Linked DNA regions of Homo sapiens: region 1 is linked to region 2. A link is a loop called in an ENCODE intact Hi-C map of the cell type or tissue named here. Cell type or tissue: thyroid gland. All regions are shown on one strand. Links, peaks and the distances in the headings refer to the core of each region. The heading gives the core; the rest is flanking DNA. Region 1 overlaps SLC39A9 (solute carrier family 39 member 9). Region 2 overlaps EXD2 (exonuclease 3'-5' domain containing 2).

Region 1 (8,895 bases), core at 473-8,472, 220 kb after region 2:
TTTTTATAACACACTGTTAGCAACTAAGATCAACAAACCCTTCCTTAACGGGAACTTAGCCATTCTTGGTCTCATTTTTCACGTTCCTCCTCTTCTCCCAGCTCTCACGTCCCCAGATAGTAACTGTACAGTTCTTTCTATTGAATACTTTGTACTGAACATAGCTTCAGACCTGAGGTAACATGTGCTCTTCTGACTCCAAGCTGGACCTTCCCATGCCTTATAATCCTGTCTGTAGCTCTGAGCAACAACCCTCCGCATTTTACCCAGATGTCAACTGGCAGGCAACTGGAGGAAAATCTTAGAAGCAAACTGACTCAGGGCTAGTTGATGGGAACTGCTTTCCCCAACACCCTCTCTAAAGGTCATTGATTCTTCTGAGCATCAGTCAATTCAGTATTTGGCAGTAAAACCCATATTAATAGGAACATGTGAAAAATGAGATAAAGAATGGCTAAGTTCCTGTTAAGCAAGGGTTTGTTGATCTTAGATGCTAAGAGTGTGTTATAAAAACCCTTTCCATTTACCTGAAGAGCCTTCTCTTCTTTCAGTGAGCAGTATGTTGTTCCCTTTAACAGATTACTCTATCACTTCAGTAATCAGTGTCAGTTTTTTAACCTTTTGACAGGAAGGTGCTGATAATTCTGGAGACATGGAGTTACTTGCTGCATCTATGGGATGTCCTTTTCTTAAAATTTTAATTAGTTGTCTTAGTCCATAGGTCTACTTTTTTAACAGAAAAGGTTGAAATTAGTTTTATAAAGATTAGCTTATGAGATATACATATATATACACACACACACACACACACACATTTTTTTTTTCCTTTGAGATGGAATCTTGCCTGTCACCCAGGCTGGAGTACAATGGCGCAATCTTGGCTCACTGCAACCTCTGCCTCCCAGGTTCAGACGATTCTCCTGCCCCAGCTTCCGGAGTAGCTGGGATTACAGGCGCCCGCCACCATGCCCGGCTAATTTTTGTATTTTTAGTAGAGACAGGGTTTCACCATGTTGGCCAGGCTGGTCTCGAACTCCTGACCTCGTGATCCGCCCACCTTGGCCTCCCAAAGTGCTGGGATTACAGGCATGAGCCACCACGCCCGGCTGCTTAAGAGATATTTCTAGGCTCTATGAGGTCAACTACTGCATCTTGATTACCACTGTATCTCAAGCACCTGGCCCAGAGCCTGGTGCATAGATGATGCTTGTTAAATATTAGTAGAATAAATAAATTTATGTCTGAAATTTAATATCTGCAATAATATATTGTTGATTCTATCTCAAGAATAATACAAGCCAAACCTGTTGAACCAGCACTTAAAGTTCGTTTTAAAAAGCAATTGTGAACCAGGAGCAGTGGCGCATACCTGTAGTCCCAGCTACTTGGGAAGCTGAGACAGGAGGATTGCTTGAGCCCAGGAGTTCCAGGCTGTAGTGTGTTATGATTGTGCCTGTGAATAGCCACTCAACTCCAGCCTGGGCAACATAGCGAGACCTCATCTCTAAAGACAGATACAGTCAATGAATGGATGGACAGAATGATGGAACTGTGGTGAATATAGTTTAATAATAGTGTGTGGTACATATCAAAATTGCTAAGAGTAAATTTCAGATGTTCTCACCACAAAATATGATAAATATTTGAGATGACAGATGTTAGTTTTATTTAATTAGTCCACATTTTATTCATGAATCATAATGTCACTTTATACCCTATAAATATATATAATTATAAATTGTTGATTTACAATAAATTTTTTAAAAAATCAATTGCGTACATCACTGATATTCTTAAACCCTTATTTGGAAGCTTCCCATGAATAACTTAAAGTTGCTGTGTTCTCTAGATGTCCCCAGTGTCCTAGACAGCACCAGTTAAGAACAGTGAGTGTTTTTTAACTGGGACTTCTTCCTGACCCTGAATTTTACTTGACTTAGTTTTTCCTCTTTCTCTCTTCTAATTCACAGAGCAGTAAAGAAGCCCTTTCAGAGGTGAACGCCACGGGAGTGGCCATGCTTTTCTCTGCCGGGACATTTCTTTATGTTGCCACAGTACATGTCCTCCCTGAGGTGGGCGGAATAGGGCACAGCCACAAGCCCGATGCCACGGGAGGGAGAGGCCTCAGCCGCCTGGAAGTGGCAGCCCTGGTTCTGGGTTGCCTCATCCCTCTCATCCTGTCAGTAGGACACCAGCATTAAATGTTCAAGGTCCAGCCTTGGTCCAGGGCCGTTTGCCATCCAGTGAGAACAGCCGGCACGTGACAGCTACTCACTTCCTCAGTCTCTTGTCTCACCTTGCGCATCTCTACATGTATTCCTAGAGTCCAGAGGGGAGGTGAGGTTAAAACCTGAGTAATGGAAAAGCTTTTAGAGTAGAAACACATTTACGTTGCAGTTAGCTATAGACATCCCATTGTGTTATCTTTTAAAAGGCCCTTGACATTTTGCGTTTTAATATTTCTCTTAACCCTATTCTCAGGGAAGATGGAATTTAGTTTTAAGGAAAAGAGGAGAACTTCATACTCACAATGAAATAGTGATTATGAAAATACAGTGTTCTGTAATTAAGCTATGTCTCTTTCTTCTTAGTTTAGAGGCTCTGCTACTTTATCCATTGATTTTTAACATGGTTCCCACCATGTAAGACTGGTGCTTTAGCATCTATGCCACATGCGTTGATGGAAGGTCATAGCACCCACTCACTTAGATGCTAAAGGTGATTCTAGTTAATCTGGGATTAGGGTCAGGAAAATGATAGCAAGACACATTGAAAGCTCTCTTTATACTCAAAAGAGATATCCATTGAAAAGGGATGTCTAGAGGGATTTAAACAGCTCCTTTGGCACGTGCCTCTCTGAATCCAGCCTGCCATTCCATCAAATGGAGCAGGAGAGGTGGGAGGAGCTTCTAAAGAGGTGACTGGTATTTTGTAGCATTCCTTGTCAAGTTCTCCTTTGCAGAATACCTGTCTCCACATTCCTAGAGAGGAGCCAAGTTCTAGTAGTTTCAGTTCTAGGCTTTCCTTCAAGAACAGTCAGATCACAAAGTGTCTTTGGAAATTAAGGGATATTAAATTTTAAGTGATTTTTGGATGGTTATTGATATCTTTGTAGTAGCTTTTTTTAAAAGACTACCAAAATGTATGGTTGTCCTTTTTTTTTGTTTTTTTTTTTTTTAATTATTTCTCTTAGCAGATCAGCAATCCCTCTAGGGACCTAAATACTAGGTCAGCTTTGGCGACACTGTGTCTTCTCACATAACCACCTGTAGCAAGATGGATCATAAATGAGAAGTGTTTGCCTATTGATTTAAAGCTTATTGGAATCATGTCTCTTGTCTCTTCGTCTTTTCTTTGCTTTTCTTCTAACTTTTCCCTCTAGCCTCTCCTCGCCACAATTTGCTGCTTACTGCTGGTGTTAATATTTGTGTGGGATGAATTCTTATCAGGACAACCACTTCTCGAACTGTAATAATGAAGATAATAATATCTTTATTCTTTATCCCCCTTCAAAGAAATTACCTTTGTGTCAAATGCCGCTTTGTTGAGCCCTTAAAATACCACCTCCTCATGTGTAAATTGACACAATCACTAATCTGGTAATTTAAACAATTGAGATAGCAAAAGTGTTTAACAGACTAGGATAATTTTTTTTTCATATTTGCCAAAATTTTTGTAAACCCTGTCTTGTCAAATAAGTGTATAATATTGTATTATTAATTTATTTTTACTTTCTATACCATTTCAAAACACATTACACTAAGGGGGAACCAAGACTAGTTTCTTCAGGGCAGTGGACGTAGTAGTTTGTAAAAACGTTTTCTATGACGCATAAGCTAGCATGCCTATGATTTATTTCCTTCATGAATTTGTCACTGGATCAGCAGCTGTGGAAATAAAGCTTGTGAGCCCTCTGCTGGCCACAGTGAGGAAAGTAGCACAAATAGGATACAGTTGTATGTAGTCATTGGCAACAATTGCATACAATTTTACTACCAAGAGAAGGTATAGTATGGAAAGTCCAAATGACTTCCTTGATTGGATGTTAACAGCTGACTGGTGTGAGACTTGAGGTTTCATCTAGTCCTTCAAAACTATATGGTTGCCTAGATTCTCTCTGGAAACTGACTTTGTCAAATAAATAGCAGATTGTAGTGTCTGGTTTGGTTTGGACAGTAGTGCTTTCTATCATATTGTTGTGTGCAATGGTAATTTGTTCTACTGGCCAAAGCCTCTTTCAGCAGTGCCTTGCCATCATGCTTAAAAGTTTGGCTAGTATATCTTGCTGGATGGAGCCTTGAACTCCGGCAAGGATTGAACCATCTGACTTCCAAATTTGCCTTCCCCTCTGGACCTCACTATTAACAAGCAAACCTTTCAGGGCCCTCTTAGCTCTCAGAAGCTATGTATGGGCTTTCCCAGATTTTAAAGCTGCTGCCTCGAGAACTACTCATTTCTCTCCTGGTCAGCAGACAGAAATAGCCATACTAATCTCATAGGGCTCAAATGCATCTTCAGGCAGCAGGGAACCAAGCAGCGTGGCACAGGCCTTCTTGACTGGAGGAAGAGCTTGCTGGCATGGTGGGCAGTATTCCAGGAGAGGCCATGTCCGTGTTCACTTCTTGGCACATTTCAGTTCCGTTTTCCTCTTGTTTAAAACTGCCTCTTTAGATGTGGATGCCTTAATGCTGTAACACATTTGAAAACATTGGCAATACTTAAGTTGCTGCCATGATTACAGATGGAATTATTGGCTACCAAAGAGACGCAATTGATGATGAGAAGCATGATTCTTGCTTCCATATAACCAAAGTTAATCTTAATTGCAATTTGACTCCGTTTCCTTGGTAGGGATAGACTTTCTTCAGATTCCAAGTGCTCTCTTAAATGGCAAATTAAGTTAAAGAATACTACTGCTCCATTCCCCTCACTTATTCTCCAGTTAATTGCTTGTCAGTTCCATTTCAAGAAAGCAGTGATGTTCCAGGTTTGATTCAGTTTTCCTGTGCACACTATTGCCAAATTTTTTTTTAGCAAAGATTCTGCACTGGAACGTAGACAGTTGGAAACAGTACTACCTACCTAGAGGTTATGTGTTTTCTCTTTCTCCCCGCTTTCACCTCTTTCTTTCCCAATTCAAAACAGCCAAGTGAGCCCTGTTCTGGTATTTTGAATCATTAGAGAAAAGAAAGGGAGTGGCTGTTTTGAGTTGTCCTTTCTTTGCAGAAAGGAGAAAATGTGATTGTGTTTTTTTTTTACCAGCCTACTTCTAAGTGTCACTGCCTGGTTTTTCTCTTTTTCAAGGATTAGAACTAAGAGGACACACCAGCATCGGAGTGTATTAAGCCCCTGAAACACATGGTAGCTAGGGACTGAACACAGGAACCGTATGACAGCAGCACAAACCCCCAAAGGATGTTCCTGCCTTGTGGGCCCCTGAGCCCCTTGGGAGACTGAGAATCATGACCAGATTCATCCAGAACTGCTGCAGTGTTAAGTGAAAATCCTCTGTAGTTGTTCTGCAGAGGAACCTTCCTTCCATTAGAAAATTTCTGCTCAATACAGAATGGTCCACATCACCCAAAGTGCACTGTTGGAGATGCTGTGAAATTAAAACCTCTTTGTACCTGAGACATCTAGATTCACCTCAGGAGGCCTGAAGGAAATGTGTAACTTGTGGGAAAGAACTAGACAACCATTTAGGAATTCTCTAGATATACTCAGCCTAACCCAGTGGCTTAACACAAGGAGATTGGCTTTGATCTTTTTTTCTTGTGGCATCTTCCAGCAAGTTAGAAGTCTCATGGGATAAGACTGCAGTTCCCCTGGTTCAATAGCTGGAACAGTGATTTTAAATGTCCCTTTTTCTGGATCCCTTGTAAACATGAAATCATTCCATGGATGGCTGCCTTATAATTTTGTCTCTTTCCACTTTAATTGTGAATGGTTAAAAAAATGCTGTTTTCTGATATTAAATTTTTATTAGTGCATACCTTAATCTGAGTGGCTCATTACTTATCCTTTTGGCAGTTTGTTTGATGACCAGAATTGACCTGTATTTGAACATCAGAAAAGAGAATGAAAAGTTGTGATGGATGGTAGAAAGATGTACCTACCACAGGCACATCCTTTAGGGAAGGGAGGGAGAAAGGAGAGAGGGGAAATTAAGGACTTGATAGACCAATCTGCCCTGAAAGACACAAATGCATTGATAATTGTTTTTGCCTTGCTGTTGTTAGCAAATATTATTTACGAAGGTAGCTCTCTCTACTCTCAGAAAAGAGAAAGAGGCAACAGATCCAAACCACAGTGGATTCATTTCATAGGGCAGAGTTGTTATATGAGTAGATAGATGCTATGAACAACTGACCCTGGAAATTAAAGAGATTTGATTAGAAACGTGACGTGTGAATTTGATAAATGTTTTTCTCCCTCTGTGGACTTATGGTTAGTCATTAGATTTCATTAAATACTACTGGCCCACTTTGTGCTGGTTTTCTATATGTATAGTTACATGTATAGCTAGTTACAAAGATTGTGCTCAGGGCAGGCATGGTGGCTCACGCTTGTAATCCCAGCACTTTGGGAGGCCGAAGTGGGTAGATCACCTGAGGTCAGGAGTTCGAGACCACCCTGGCCAACATGGTGAAACCCCGTCTCTACTCAAAATAGAAAAATTAGCCAGGTGTGGTAGGGGGGTACCTGTAAATCCCAGCTACTCGGGAGGCTTCCCTGAGATCAAAACACACACACACCTGGGCTTAGCCAAAATAGCCACCAATCCTTTTCTGTTTGGTGTCATTTTTATTTTATTTTTTCCTGCTCACATGATCTGTTTTTTGTTTGTTTGTTTTTTGAGACAGAGTCTTGCTCTGTAGCCCAGGCTGGAGTGCAGTGGTGTGATCTCAGCTCACTGCAAGCTCCACCTCCCAGGTTCACGCCATTCTTCTGCCTCAGCCTCCCGAGTAGCTGGGACTACAGGTGCCCACCACCACGCCCAGCTAATTTTTTGTATTTTTAGTAGAGACGGGGTTTCATTGTGTTAGCCAGGATGATCTTGATCTCCTGACCTCATGATCCGCCCTCCTCAGCCTCCCAAAGTGCTGGGATTACAGGCGAGAGCCACCACGCCCGGCCTGATCTGTTTTTTAATCTAGGTGCTGGTTACAGGGTTATAGCAGGTGAAAAAGCAGTACACATGATTTGTGCTTTTTACCTTATGTCATAGCTCAATAAAAAGTCTTTAAAAGTCAGTGTCACCAGGTGTGATGGTTCATGTCTGTAATCTCAGCCACTTTGAGTGGCTGAGGTGGGAGGATTGCTTGAGCCCAGGAGTTTGAGACCAGCTTGGGCAACACAGTGAGACCCCCATCTCTACAAAAAATTAAAAAAAAAAAATTAGCTGGGGCCAGGCACGGTGGCTCACGCCTGTAATCCCAGCACTTTGGGAGGCCGAGGTGGGTGGGTCGCGAGGTCAGGAGATTGAGACCATCCTGGCTAATATGGTGAAACCCCGTCTCTACTAAAAATACAAAAAATTAGCTGGGCGTGGTGGCGGGCGCCTGTAGTCCCAGCTGCTCGGGAGACTGAGGCAGGAGAATGTCGCGAACCCGGGAGGCAGAGTTTGCAGTGAACCGAGATCACGCCGCTGCACTCCAGCCTGGGTGACAGAGCGAGACTCTGTCTCAAAAAAAAAAAAAAAAAAAAAAGCTGGATATAGTGACATGCACCTGTGGTCCCAGCTACTTGGGAAGCTGAGGTGGGAGGATTGCTTGACCCCAGGAGGTCAAGGCTGCAGTGAACTGTGATCACGCCATTTCACTCCAGCCTGGGCAACAGAGCAAGACTCTGTCTCAAAAAATTCACTTAAAAAAAAGGAAGAATTCTGTTCTAAATTAAGAGAGTCTGAAGAGATGAAATAATCAATTCCAGTGATTAACCTGGATTGGAGGTTCCTTTTTGATTGAACCAGATCAGAAATTTGAAAGTTCAAAAAACATGTTGGGGATGACAGCTGCACAATTCTGTGAACCTACCAAAAGCTATTGAATTGTACACTTAAAAAATGGGAACTCAACATTAAGGGCACATTCCTCCACAAAACTGCTCTCCAGACACCAGCAGCAAGTTCAGGAATTACCAGGTCATCCTTTCTTCTGACTAGCTGGCTGCAAATTTGGAGTTTCCCACAGCCACTCTCTGGTCAGTAATTTGCTAAAACAACTCACAGAACTCCAGAAAAAACTATGTTATGATTGCAGTTCTATTATAGCAAAAAGGACAGACCAGAAACAGAAGAAGAGGTGCCTGGGGCAAAGTCTGAGAGAGTCCCAAATGTGAAGCTTCCCTCATTCTCAGGGACACATTGCCCTCCCAGCATTGAAGCATGAAAATACTCTGACCAGGGACGTTCTCCTGAGTTTTGGTATCCGGAGTTTTTATTGAGGCTTCGTTATTTAGGTATGATTGAATCATTGGCTATGTGGTTGAACTCAATCTCTAGCCCCCTTTTCCTTCCTGGAGGTTGGACTGGTATCACATGACTCAAAGCCCCAACTCTAACTACATGGTTGGCTTTTCCGGGTGGCCAGCTCCCAGCCTGAGTCATCTTGCAAACATAAACTATCCAGGGGTCTTCCGTGAGTCACTGTGTTAGCAGAAACTATCAAGTGGGATCCCAGGAGTCCACCGTGAATAATGAATACTCCTATCACTCAGGAAATTCCAGAGAATTAGAGGTTACTTCCCAGAAACCAAAGACAAAGGCCGCCTAATTCTTTACTACACAGATGGTCAGAGCTGGACACTTAAAGGTGAAACCTGGCCAGGCGTGGTGGCTCACGCCTGTAATCCCAGTACTTTGGGATCACTTGAGGCCAGGAGTTCAAGACCAGC
Region 2 (8,895 bases), core at 585-8,584:
AATTCTATGTGTGGTTTTGTGTCTCCGACTTTATACAGGTCTGTGAGAACTGTGACTAATGAATTCATGGTTCCTATCTCACCTGCACTCCAGGGTATCGGCTCACTGAATGGAATGTTGAGCAGAATTGCTGTTACTATGTAAATTACTTTTCTCTTTTTTCCTTCCTTGCTTTCTCCCTCCTTCTCCATGAGTACATAGTTGAATTCTTGTGACACAATGCAGTATTCTGAAATGAGAAATGAATGGGCACGTGGCTCAGATGGTAAGAGCTCTGGGCTACCATGCGCAGTTCTGCCTCCCAACTGTCACTTTTTCCAACAGGACCAGGAGTTGAAATAAGGGAACTGATAAGTTCACAAAACCTTGAGCGTGATGCTGGTTTTTGTTAACTGAAAAATAAAAAAGTAACTCCAATTATAAGCAAATATTTAATTTTTTTAGAAAACAAAAATTTTTTTACTCTTATCCATTACTACTGATCCATTACAGATACTGCAAATATTTATTGAACAGTTATTTATAGATATACTATATCTTGCAGCAAACCAGCTAATAAACTTCACATAAATTGCCTTAATTGTTTCTCATGACAACCCGACAAAGTAGGATTTAGATTTCTTACTGGTTAACTGCTACTATATCTTAAATTTAAAAAATCTTTCAGGGTTTTAAAAGAATTATAGAATTTTATCCCCATAACTATTTTGTGAGGTTGTAGAATAGATGTTGTTTTGTAAGTAGCTGGGATTACAAGTGTGTGCCACCACACACGGCTAATTTTTGTATTTTTAGTAGAGGCAGGGTTTCACCTCGTTGGTCAGGCTGGTCTCGAACTCCTGACCTCAAGTGATCCTCCTGCTTTGGCCTCCCAAAGTGCTGGGATTACAGGCATGAGCCACCACGCCCAGCTGCCAATATGTTTTCTAAAGCAGCTAAACCTCCCCTTTCGGCCACAGACTTTTCTAACAAATTCATCTTGCTGAATTGGGTAGATGAATGCTGGACTTGTGACTGAGAAGAACAGTTGTTTGGAGACAGGCAAGTTAGTGGGAAGCGCATGAGCTAAATATTAATAATAAAGTGTCTGCAGATACCCAGAGACGCCAACACTGCTGGGGTGGCGGGTGTCTTGGGAGGGAGGATTGAACATGGGGTATGGATGTAGGGAGAGGAGAGTGTGTGTGGGCAGGGTGCTTCCTTGAGGAAGGTCATCTTTATTCACAGGAGGTGAAAGCACCATTCACACAGCATCGGAGCAGTTTTTTAAGGACTCTGCTTAGTTAGGAAGGAGGGAGGCATTCATCTTCTCATTTAATGGCACCATTTGCACAACTGAGCAACCATGGAAGCATTTCACTGTGACCGAAACACTTCTCACCACTGTGGCTTGGCATCTTTTTGTGAGAAAAAAGGCTCTAAAGAAATATGCTACCTTGCATTTGACATTCAGTTATTAAATTGTGTTGTGAAAAAGTGTAACATGCGGGCCGATTTAACAGCCTCATATAAATACTGTGTCCCAGAATGAACAACTTAAAAGAGGGGTGAACTGGTCACTGGGTAATCCTGGAAGAAATGGAAGACCAGCATTCTTCATCCATTATCAGCTGGATGGTAGTGCCCCTCTCGTGGGAGCTGAACATTATGAAGTGGCCTTCCTGTCAGTAGAGCTCAGAACCCTCAAATACCTTCTGTTGGGATTGCGAGTCGTATGTTCAGACTATAAAAAGGGCAGAGATAAGAAAGAGGATGTTTCGAAAACACCAAAGTAACTAACCCTTTAGGAGTCCTTCAACCTCCCCAGTTACCCTTGGCGCGCAGCATTTGAAGCTGTCTGTGAGGCCATCCTGCGCTTGTTTCCCTCAGACACTTTGTTTTTCATGTTTTGGCAGAATCTCCAATGAAAACTATGTTCCTCACGGGCTGAAGGTGGTGCAGTGTCACAGCCAGGGTGGCCTGCGCTCCCTCATGCAGCTGGAGAGCCGCTGGCGTCAGCACTTCCTGGACTCCATGCAGCCCAAGCACCTGCCCCAGCAGTGGTCAGTGGACCACAACCATCAGAAGCTGCTCCGGAAATTCGGGGAAGATCTTCCCATCCAGCTGTCTTGATAGCTGCTTTCCTCCCAGTTAGGACAAGTGGGAAGCTGGAGCCAAGGTTGAAGAGTCACCTCTTCCCATTTTAGTACATCATTAATTGTCAAAGCCTGTGTGACACAACTCAGAATACTAACCTAGACTAATCCCAGGATGCTTCTGCTGGAGCAAAGATATTGTTTGAAGGAGAGTTTATGGTTTTGGATTTTAAACGGGCAGGGTCTTTTTTCCTCTCATTTTTGTGGACAAGAGAGGCCTTCGCCTTTATTTTTACTCTCCCTCTTCTGCTGTCCCTGTGCAGAGGAAAAATGAAGAATTCTCCCAGAAGTGACTTGTCAAGACTTAAAAAAAATGTTTTTAATGCATTTCTTCCTTGTCTAGTGCCTCGGTTTATCTCTAACAGGGGCTGTCCAGTATATCGGTCCTGTTAGGAGGGGAGAAAAAGTTCTTCCAAAGGCTGGAGAAGTGAACAAGGAGTCAAATTTATTTTCCCAATTCAACTTCATAATTATCATTTCTTTGGCTTCATGCTCTCCCGTAACTCATGTGGTTGGGATCCATCCCATCTGGGTCACTTCAGTCTACTTCACGTACTTGAAAAGGCTTTCCTTTACACTTCCAGGACCAAACAGCAACTTCCTGCCACACACTTCCACCCTATCACTGGGAGAAATCCTTTTCTGGACATGAGCCTTTGACCTGGGTGGGGCAGAAAGAACCACAAACTCCATCTCCCAATAGAACTTTGAAATTCACTCAGCTTTTCCTTTCATGCTGTTTGTTGCCTGCTTGTTGCACTCCTCCTGCCCCAGAACTGCAAGATTTTTAGCTTCACCCCTTTCTGAGAGTAATGTTATCTTTTATCAGAATCAGTATCAGTTCCCCTGTATTCTGTGCTTCATCGAATTTGCAAGACTGACCTCTTTTAAGCATTTAATTCACTCCCAGAGTCATCTGGTCAGGTTGCAATATGAGGACTTCTCTGTCTCCTCTGAAGCCTGGGACACTGAGCTTACTTAATACATTAGATGTTCAAAAGAGGAGCGTTGTTTCATCTTTCAAAATGTTAGGCCATTACTTTGAGTATAAAATCGACTTATTAATGATTAGTAATTTTTCTAAAGTATTGGGAAAACTTTCTTATTTTATAAGATCTTAACAAGCTTAAAAAAGAATTTTATGACCAGAATCCAACAAGAGCTCTATTTTGGAATTGTGCCCAAGTTGGTGATGTTTACTCTAAAATTAATAATAAAACTACTTGTAAGCACAAGGCTCACTGGATGTAAATGTAAAACTTCGCGACTTTATAAAACTGGCATTCCTAGGGGAGGGGCTATTTATCCTACAGGTCCCTGCCTCCTGGCAGTGCCATGGTATGTGTGCATGGATATACCAGACACAGTCACCATCGGCCATCAGTAGCAGCCCATGAACCCACGTGCACATCCTGCATCTTGCTCTTCTGACCCTTCATTCCCACTTGTCTTCAGGCAGGCATTTCTGGGATCTAAACTAGAAATCCTTGAAAACAAATAGTACCAGCCACTTTGAGGAATGTGCATTCACTGTAGTGGGTTATTATGGGGTCTCTGCCTCCTGGCTGTGTTATGCGGAGCCCAGGAGTGGAGGAGAGCCGTGGAAATAGACAGGGAGAGGCTGGTACTTGGGTTGTGGTAATAGTCAGGCTTGCCACAAGAGGGCACTCATAGATTTGTTTTTATATTCATTCTTGAGAAAAAAGCAACTGGTTACTGAACGTAACTCATGACTTATGTTTCAAATTTTGCATAGCTGATTTTAAGTCATTTTGATAGCTTTGCAAGAAAAATTTTTCCTTTGAAACAAGGGAGTAGGGCTGTTTCATTTTCTTTCCTTCTAATCCTCATGCCAAGAGGTGAGAAACACTTAAGGTCATTTAAGGTGCTAGGGAAAGGGTTTTCCCATGGAGCTTTCTGTGAGGCGCAGTAAAATAGAGCCAGCAGCAAAGTAGAGGAAAAAGCCAGACTGCGTCACACAAGATTTCTCATCCTTTTCAGGAGAGAGTCACTGTGTAGATTTGAATCTTTTTTCTTTGAGTCTGCTTTGAACTTTAGCAGGCTTTTCCTAAGACTGACAATTGTCGTCTTAAATCAGAGATTTGAGGGTAGACTTATTTTATGGCAAATGTCTATTTTTCTGATATAAAAGTAACAATGCTCATTACAGAAGAATCTAAACAAAGAATAAAAATTAGCCATCTTCTCTCCATCTAAAACAGAGCTAAACTTTGCTGATATGTTTATGAATTTCCTTTCAGTATTAAAAAGTGCATATAAGGTGTATATTTACACAAAATTGAAGGTCATACATAGATACAGGTTGGTATCCTAACTTTACCCTCTCACTGATTAACATGGTATCACGAGTAACTTCCTATGTTTTTAAATCTTTGAAAATAGATTTCTAGTGGTTCTACCTTATCCATCCCCACACTGTTGAAAATTTTGGTTGTTTCAGATACTTTTATTATCAATGATGATGTGATAAAGTTTCTTGTATATATCTCTTTGGCTCTATCTTTGGTAATTTCTTAAGAATGGAATCTTAGAATTGGACTGTGAAGAGGGGGATTCACATTGCTGGGGCTAAGTACAAATTGACATCACCTTTTAGGAATGAAATGCTTCTCTTTGACCCTTTAGCTCCAGTGTCCCAGCATAGTCACTGGGCTTCATAGGAGTAGCAGTGAGAGGACAGTGTCACAGCAAGGGCCTCTCTGCATGCTCCCTGATCATTGTGTTTGCAGGTTCAGCATTTCTTCTTGAGTCCTTCCCTTCTTCCAACCTTATTGCCTCATTTCCCCCTTGTAGTCAATGTTTTTTGGAAACACTGTTTATTTTAAAATAAAAATGTAAAAAAAAGGTAAAAAAATAAAATTTTAAATTTTAAAATATAGGCTGTAGGCAGATGTTTTTTCCCTGCTACACAAACAATTAGTGATTTGCCATCCCAAAGTGAATGAGGCACAATATTCAGGGATTTGTTACGGCTTACGCTTAAGAGCACAGCCATAAGTTACTTATTCTTATCCATGTCACGGATAGAGATCAGATGACAAAATGTGTTCTGTTGAAATAAAGCCATTTTAATCATGCATTTTAGACTCTTAAGAATCCAGCAGGCAGAAAGAGGTTTTGTTCACCTTCCTATTCGCCTATTAGTTTGGGGCCCTAACATTTGACTGTAAGTTAAGTTCTTAGTTTACCCTGCCTCTCAATTTTTCATTCATTTATTTATCCTTTCTTCCTTTTTTTCCCCTTCCTTATGTCTCAGCCTTATAAGAAGTATCATTTTTTCTTTTAAAGGAGATATTTTCTCAGTTTGCTAGTTTACTAATTATTATGTATTTTAAATGGATCTTTCTTTCTGGTCTTTTATGTTTCCTATTATAAGATGGTTATTTTTTGAGAGTACCTAATCCCCTTAGGGATACACTGAGAATCAGTTTCTGTTGGAAGAGATAAACTAAAAGAGGGTATAAGAATGATTCTTGTTTTGATTAACTGTTGATTGATATGAATAACATAAAAATAATACATAATCTCCCCAGTACTTTTTTTTTTTTTTTTTTTTTGACATGGTCTCACTCCAGACTGGAGTGCAGTGGTGCAGTCATGGCTCACTGCTGCTTCAACCTCCAGGGCTCAGGCAATCCTCCCATCTCAGCTTCCCAAGTAGCTGGGACTACAGCCTTGTGGCACCATGCCTGGCTAATTTTTTAATTTTTTTGTAGAGATAGAGTCATGCTTTGTTGCACAAGCTGGTCTCAAACTCCTGGCCTCAAGCCGTCCTCTCACCTTAGCTCCCAAAGTACTGGGATTACAGGTATGAGCCACTGTGCTCAGTCCCCCAAATACTTTTGTTTTGGAATTCAGGTATAATTTTCAGGCATTCACCAAGATACCCCTTGTGCAAGAGCCCAGCACCTTCTGCCTGTCCCAGTCCTGGAGTAGTTTTGCATCAGGCAATGGAGTAGGGATGACGTGCAGCCACACAGCCCATGTGTTCAAAAGTACCGATTCCACCAGCCTGCTAGGAGACGTATTAGTCACTCCCTTTGCTTGAGGAAGCAAGGCCTTGCTTAAATGCTAGCATGTTATTTAGAAAGGTGGGAAGTACATTAGACCATTTTTTTTTTAACCAGCTTTATCTGTGGCCAACTCTGGTTGAAGGCCCCTAGAAACTGGGTAACTGGACCAAATGGTTAATCATTTGAGAGATAATCAAGAACTGCCTTTGCAGAGGAACAGAGTTGTCAAAGGACCTAGTTCATGCATCCTGGGTTGTACCCCCTTCTGATGTGGTGCAGGCTGCCTCAAAGGTCATTTTGTGTTGTGACTGAATGGAGATAATGTCATACCCTCCAGACTGAACTCAAAGCATTTGCTTTTTGCTATTTGTTATTCTTGAATTTTTCTCTCTTGCTGGATGGGTAGCCTGTTGCCTTTCTCCCAGCATAAGCTTCAAAAGCTGCCGAGTTTACAGGCAGCATTATTATAAGCATGATGTTTGGGTTCAGAAAATTCCTGAGTTGAAATGGCTACTTAGAATCTGCTTCTGCTGCTGCTGCTTTTTTTTTTGTTTTTTTTTTTTTTTTGAGACAGAGTTTTGCTCATGTCATCCAGGCTGGAGTGCAGTGATGCAATCTTGGCTCCCTGCAAACTCTGCCTCCTGGATTTAAGCGAGTCTCCTGCTTCAGCCTCCCAAGTAGCTGGGGTTACAGGCGTGCACCACCGCACCTGGCTAATTCTTGTATTTTTAGTAGAGACGTGGTTTCACCATGTTGGTCAGGCTGGTCTCGAACTCCTGACCTTAGGTGATCCGCCCGCCTCAGCCTCCCAAAGTGCTGGGATTACAGGCGTGAGCCATCGCACCCGGCCCCTACTTCTGCTTCCTAAAGATCTCCCTTCTCAGGCTGCAGCACGCCAGGGCGGAGTTGAGATTCTGGCCACTCAGGCCACCAGGGTATCTATTAAGTCCTGGGTAAGAAACAGAATTTTGAGCTTAGTCAGCTACAGGGGGCTGAAAAGGAATGAGACTGAAACATGGATAATTTTAAAGGAGGTATGTTTGTTTAGTGGGGATGGGGTAGGCTGGGGGCTTGTTCATGAACTGAACTTTAAATTTTGCTCTTTCCTATACCTAGTTCTGTCATGTATTGGAGGATCAAAAAAAAGTGTGCTGGTGACTGAGGTTCTGGTTCCAGCCACCAGCTGTGTGCCTTTGGACAGATCACTTTTCTGGGCTCCTTTCTGTATCTATAGAGGTTTGAATTAGATGTGCTGTAAGGGCCCTCCTAGCTGTAGCATTCTGTAATCCACCCCACTGTTTCCTTATGTGGCCCTTTCCCTTGAGTACTGTGTACTTTCTGCTTTGTTGCACACTCTCGTCCCACCCCCAGCGCTGGGAATGGAGACTGCATGGAAAGAAGGGTAATGAGGGAAGCAGGATGCCACACCATGGCCTCATTGACTAGGGAGAAGCCTGCTCTCTCCATCTGGTGTCAGAATACCTGTCTCACCAGAGATGTCTGTGTGTGGGGAGCTCACATTTCCCTATCGCCCAGTCCACTGAATAATCAGAAAGAGAGAAGGGAAATCTGTATGTTTAACCACATTGCCAGTGCTCTAGGATTTAATAGGAGATAAGTGTAAAAGGGAAATGAGGCAAGTGTGCCAGGTGTTGTAGATGGGAGGATATTGAGTGGGGAAAGACTGTTTCTCATTTTAAGGATAAAGAAATTAAGATTTTATATATATATACACACACACACGTATATATACATATATACGTATATATGTGTGTATATATACATATGTATATATACACACATATATGTATGTATATATGTATGTAATGGAGAATTGAATTGGGTACTTTGAAAAAAAAACCTTAAACCAATAAGTAAAAATACTCTTTCTGTGTTTTGTGTGTGGGGTTGTAACAGCCCAAGAATATTGGAGGCGTCCACACTGTTAACGTGTTCTTACCCATCCATGAGTGCTAAGACATGAAGAACTCACAGGGAGACAGGGAAGCATCTCCGGAGCCTGTTTTGTATAACCCTGACATGCCTTGGACTTTGTCCTGCTTGCCTTTGCCTTTGCCTGGGCATCAGCTAGACAGACATGTGCAAAATGTAAAGTTTGCATTTTATAAGCTGCTGAAGACATTTCTTTCTATATCTCCATCCCCTATGACCTGACAGAAAATACAATTTCTAGTCCATCCTTGTGCTTAGTTTCAGTCCCAAAGTGGATTGGCTTTTCATTGTGTAACACAGATTTGTATCAAATGTGTTCATCTTGGAGCTCTTTCCACAATAATCACCTAGATCTAGACATGAGCCCCTGCTTTTACCAAATTGGGGTCCTTTTGTTGTTTGTTTCAGAAAAAGTAGGCAGCTAGCCAAACAGGAAGCTCAACTACATTTCTCTGCCCTCTCCTCGATGGACCCTAACTTTATCTAAAATTCTGAAATTTCTCCTTATATCCCATGGAATCAACTAAAGCCCTGTTGGCTGGCTTCGTTTCTTTTTAATCACGATATGTATGTTTGGCCCTGGAGGTTTGGTAAGCCTGAGCTGTTGCACATATGGCTGCCTCTGAGTTCTTGGACACAATGAGCAGGACTAAAGTTGGCTACAAAAAGGAACAGAAGATGACTTAGGTTAGTTTTTCTTTTTTAAATGTTATACAAGTGCAGAGCACTTGGCTGCCATCCCCCTCTCAGACCATCAACAGAACTTGACCTTG

Evidence for each region. Hi-C counts contacts between places; a loop is a spot of excess contacts. Peaks named below come from ENCODE experiments on the same cell type or tissue, not always from the same donor. Only the 100,000 strongest peaks of a DNase experiment are listed, where the experiment ranks them.
Region 1: a loop joins it to region 2, with 6 times the contacts of the local background. A loop is called at or near these places in 101 of 110 quality-filtered maps.

What each region holds. Positions count from the first base shown.
Region 1 is chr14:69,456,393-69,465,287 of GRCh38, forward strand. SLC39A9 (solute carrier family 39 member 9) reads left to right here. Exons shown (of 7, transcript NM_018375.5): 7 at 1,971-5,998. The coding sequence ends at 2,201. Among named protein-coding and RNA genes, the nearest start is that of PLEKHD1, 24 kb to the right of the region's middle. RefSeq lists a silencer at 3,896-3,945. In thyroid gland, for the core only: a CTCF peak has its summit at 3,909 (motif pointing left); a DNase peak (open chromatin) is centred at 3,916.
Region 2 is chr14:69,238,989-69,247,883 of GRCh38, forward strand. It overlaps EXD2 (exonuclease 3'-5' domain containing 2), which reads left to right. Exons shown (of 10, transcript NM_001193360.2): 10 at 1,896-5,030. The coding sequence ends at 2,112. The region is part of intron 2 of GALNT16-AS1 (GALNT16 and EXD2 antisense RNA 1); the gene reads right to left. Among named protein-coding and RNA genes, the nearest start is that of GALNT16, 17 kb to the right of the region's middle. RefSeq lists an enhancer at 1-358. In thyroid gland, for the core only: a CTCF peak has its summit at 3,790 (motif pointing right); a DNase peak (open chromatin) is centred at 3,763.